2 separate regions of the Homo sapiens genome follow, and region 2 is linked to region 1. A link is an interaction called in ENCODE POLR2A ChIA-PET data of the cell type or tissue named here. Cell type or tissue: A673. All regions are shown on one strand.

Region 1 (2,500 bases):
TTAAAAAAAAGTATACAAACCTTTTGTCTCTTTTCTTACAGCTCCCTTTAGGTTCTCAACTTAGAAATCAAATGGCAAATTATGTGTCTCTAAGAAATTCAAAGTTAAGGTCATGGTTTAAAAACAGGATAAATAAAAAGTAATTAAAAGTTTTGGCAAAACTTAACAAAATCATGCAAAGTTATGCTTTTATTAATTTTGTCTTATTACACTGTCTCATAAAACCGTGAATTTCCTTTTATATCTGCTTCCAGTGGTATAGGTGACGTTACAGAGGAAAACTTACTCTATGCTTTTTTTGTCAAAAGAGTTTGTGTTTTGTGACACCAAATCCACAGATAGTATTTTCCCATGGAAGTGTGATTATATTGAGTAGTCTGTTTTCTCTGAGCTCTCTTTTACAAAAAAAAAAAAACCCTCTTTTCCCAGGACGTTGCCAATATGTAAGAGATTTGAGTTGAAGCTGTAATTTTCCACCTTCATGGTCTTTTATTCTACAAAACACAGCTTTTCATTAATTTGTGGAATTAATCATTTCTAAATGAAATTGGAAAATAAAAAATTAGAACCTAAAAACTAATTAAAGCAGTCACTTTCTAATTCTGCTAACAAAATTTTTATGATTAATTTTTTGTTTATGTTCTTTGAACTTTTTAATTTTTATCTCATAGGATTTTTTAATTTGCCTCATAGTGTTAGTGATTTTACTTTCCACAAATGTATCAATCTGGATGATTGAAATTTATTTGTCTTTAATGTTTTACAAATATTTACTGAATGCCTACTATTGAAAATCCTCTAGCAGGCAATAACCATACATGGTTATTGATGTCATGGTCTAATTGGAGAGATGGCCATTCATTAAATAATCAAACCCACACAAGTATAAAATTGAAATTGCAGTGGATCCTAGAGAGGAGAGGTAGTTGGGCCAAAAGTGAATACAATTAGAAAATAAGGCCGTCTTGAAGAAGTGACCACTTGTGTTGAGATTTGAAGGGTAAGAGTTAGTTGAGCAATGGAGGGAGGGAAGCATGCCCCAGAAAGAGGAAATCATGTGCAAGGGTATGCATACTATAAGCAAAGATTAAAGTGTGTATAAAAGCCTAGAAGGCCAGGGAGACTGGAACAGAACAAGTTGATCAAGTGCAGTGCGAGCTGAAGTTAGAGAGGTGGAGCCAGGACCATGCGGGACAGTGTAGAGGAAGTTAACAAGCTTACTTTTTATCTTAAGAACAATAAGGAATTTTAAGCAGGTAGTTAGCAAGATTACATTATGTTTGCATTTTTAAAAGCTCAGCCCACACTATAAATGGGACAAGATCAGATGTGGGTAGAACTTAGAAGGCTATTTCAGGGTCCCAGGAAAGAGATGATAATAACATGGACTAGAATTCATGGGAGTAGTGTTTAGGGATGGAAAAAAAATTGTTTGCATATGAAAATTATAAAGTCAACTTTATAAGATTTAGTGATGGATTGAATGTAAAATGAGAGAGAGGGCTCTAAAACCACCGTAGCTTTCCAACTAGTAGACTTTGATGAATGGGTTATTATTATTAGAAATAAAGAACAGTAGTCTGGAATTAAGTTTGGATAGAATGTGAGAAAGATAGTAAAACTGATGGCTTTTGAATATCCAAAGTAAGATGTAACTAGACTTTGAATAAATGATTTGCAACTTGAAGAATTGTCTGGGTTGAAGATACGTATGAGTACATCATTGAATCTGTGAGCATGAATGATTTTTCCCAGTGAAAGAGGATAAAACAAGAAAAGGCCAAGAAAAAAGTCTAGGGAATTTCAAATTTGAATGGCCAAGTAGTGAAGGGTAGACTAGAACTTTACAATAGGCAGAGAACAATCAGCTGGAGAATGAGAACACTAAGAGAGGGCTGTGACATGGAAGTTTATAAAAGAGATTACTTCAAAAGGATAACTGGGTCAGCATTACAGAGTGCTGATGAGAGGTCAGGTAAGAAGAGTAAAAAATATGTATTGGATTCGGTGATGTAAAGTCAGCACCGTCCTCACAAAAAAACTATTTCAGTGGACTATTGGGAACTGAAGCCAGATTGGCATACTCTAGAGAAAAGAAAATACAGACTATAAGTATAGATAACTCCTTTAAAAAAATTGGGCTATGGAAGAAAGAAGGCATTCGCTGGAGGAGAACACAGGATCGGTATTTTTTAAAAATTATTGATTTAGGTTTGTTTTCATATGTTGATTGCACAAACTTGTGAATGTTTAAAATACGATGGGAAGGAATCATGTAAAAGGAAGAGGTTGAATATGTAATTCTGCAAAGGAATCATCTAGTTTATGATGTCCAGGATGCAGGATGAGATGAAAGCTGTAGTTCAGGTGGTGAGCATGGCTTTACATAGGCATGGGACAACCTCTTTATTGTAGTAGAAGAGATGACAGAAAGTGTAGGTGCATATGCAAGTTGGTTTGTAAGATGGTTTGTACGAATATTGGGGAGAGCATTAGGACG
Region 2 (2,500 bases), 53 kb after region 1:
TAGCTCAGGGCTAGACCCATGGAAAACATTCAATTTTATAGTATCTATTATACTACTTCTTCTAATCTAAGAGATATTGTCTGTCACTTAGATACATATAGCTAAGTGATTGCCATAAAAATGAATGAGCAGTGTTCTGGCCAAATTTAACAGAACTATGACAACCCTGTTTGGTAAATTATTTCTTCTAGAATGATTGTTTTTCTTAATCTTAGGTAGACATATGGGCATGTCTATATCAGAAATGTGTTTGCCTGTTTATAGTAATATGTAGGTAACAGAAACTTACCTATAGCTATAAGTCACATTAAAATATTTAGGTGTGCTTTTTAAAAAGCACAGCAGAGACCTCTCTCTACAATAGTCTTTTGCTAACTAAGGAATAATGGGCCTTATTATTAGCTGGACTTATTCACGTGGTATACATTTTAAAGGCTTCATATTAAATATTTTCGGCATTATTGTAGCCACCAGGAAGTCCAGATATTTGACATATAATGGTTGCATATCAATTCAAGAGCTAATGGCTTAAAGAAAGAGAAAGTATAGGAAATTTAATCCTATCCCCCTATGTTGAATGATTATTGACTTACAGTTCTTACTTTGCTACCTATCTGCCAGAACTCAAACCAAAAAATGAGATTCAATTTGGTCTTCCAGAGAGATTAGTTTTCAGAAACATATTACAAAGTGCAAAAGGTTACACTCAATAAATTTCTAATAAGCACAGTATTGTAGATGATTCATTCAGTCTTTGAAATATATTCAAGCTCTTGCAAAACAATAATTAGCCATGCATTTCCTAATAAAAAAAATCAGAAGCTGCTATAGCATGATTTTAATAAAATATTTCACACTTTTTGATCATGACTTTTCATTCAGTGCAACTGAACAATCTTCATGTTTGACAGAACTTTTTTTGTTTTTCCCCATGCCAAAATGGGAGTAAAACTACATGTCTTTCTAACTAATTTAAATTCTATTTTTAATATGCTCATAACTTTGTAATAAGGCAACTTAAAGTATTAATATTTCTGTCCATAACTCATTGAAGTTGTTTGTTAGTGTTCTTTTCAACAAGAGACGAAGTAAGCCCTTTATAATGGCAATTCTGATTTCTTTTTAATCTGAGAATATGTGTCAGTTGAAAAATTGGAGTGAGGATCTCCAACTGAGAAGGAGAAGTTAAATTGAAAGCTAAATGCTTCAAGGCAGAATTATCATAGATTGCGCAAGCTCCTAGACACTTCAGAGAACATTTAAGTTCAATTTGGACCTACTAAAGAAATCAAACCTCAAAATTCAATTTTTAAAAATTTCTTAAATCTTTTAACAAAGACGGCAGGTCATTTTAAGCCATTTCAAAGAAAAAGATATAAAAAAAATGCACTCTTTCTAAATAAACTTGGCCATCTCTGTACAGAGACCCTCAAGCTGAAACTTTAAACCAAACAGGAAAAAGACCTAAATTTCTTACTTGATAAATTTGGATGATAGCAATGTACAGCTAGAGTCATTGGTGGTAACATTTGTGAGTTTAGAAAAATTATAAATGTGCAGAAAATTAACCTATTTTAATTTTCTTTTTTTATTTTAAAGAAAAGGCTGTTTTAAAGTATAGTAGTACAAAATGCAATAAAAGAAGTAAAGCAAATTTTATAAAGTTAACTTGACAGAACAAATAAAATCTCTCAATATACAGATGAGGGTAGATCAGAACATAAGGCGGAAAAAGCCAGCATCAACTTTGGTGTCTCTGCTGGGTCAAAAATGGCAATATTGGCTGGGCACGGTGGCTCACGCCTGTAATCCCAGCACTTTGGGAGGCCGAGGTGGGCGGATCATGAGGTCAGGAGATCGAGACCATCCTGGCTAACACAGTGAAACCCCGTCTCTACTAAAAATACAAAAAAAGTAGCTGGGTGTGGTGGCGGGCGCCTGTAGTCCCAGCTACTCGGGAGGCTGAGGCAGGAGAATGGCGTGAACCCAGGAGGGGGAGCTTGCGGTGAGCCGAGATCGCGCCACTGCACTCCAGCCTGGGCGACGAGCGAGACTCCATCTCAAAAAAAAAAAAAAGGCAATGCAATGTTGGGTTTGAAGTCAGTACAACGTGTTCTCTGTTGATAACTAGGCAGAACGCAAATTAATCAGATTTTCACAGGTTATAAAAAAAGAAAAGAAGTTTTTCTGTCTGGATTGCCTTTTCTTCCCATGGGAATGAGTGAAATTTCTAAAAAAACTGTAGAGTCAGGCAGATCTCTAACACCTACAGGCTTTATATCCTTGGATAAGACTTTTTTTTTTTTTTTTTTTTTTACATCGCCGTATCCTTATCTGAAAAAAAGACAGCAGCATGTACACTGAAGATTTTTATGGGAATTAAATGAGATAATGAAAAAAATATGTCCTAATGCTTGGCCTATAGTAATTATTATTTTTACCACCAATATTAACAATATAGGTATTGACTGGAGTTCTATAATGTTTAAAAATCTGAGGA

Evidence for each region. ChIA-PET counts read pairs that join two places held together with the same protein. Peaks named below come from ENCODE experiments on the same cell type or tissue, not always from the same donor. Only the 100,000 strongest peaks of a DNase experiment are listed, where the experiment ranks them.
Region 2: POLR2A ChIA-PET joins it to region 1 with 8 read pairs; 2 of 35 experiments call an interaction of 5 or more read pairs at or near these places.

Annotation. Positions count from the first base shown.
Region 1 is chr4:163,819,709-163,822,208 of GRCh38, reverse strand. The region is part of intron 4 of MARCHF1 (membrane associated ring-CH-type finger 1); the gene reads left to right. Among named protein-coding and RNA genes, the nearest start is that of TMA16, 330 kb to the right of the region's middle. In A673, no CTCF peak of the experiment used is centred here; no DNase peak of the experiment used is centred here.
Region 2 is chr4:163,766,915-163,769,414 of GRCh38, reverse strand. All of the region lies in intron 4 of MARCHF1 (membrane associated ring-CH-type finger 1), which reads left to right. Among named protein-coding and RNA genes, the nearest start is that of TMA16, 270 kb to the right of the region's middle. In A673, no CTCF peak of the experiment used is centred here; a DNase peak (open chromatin) is centred at 1,214.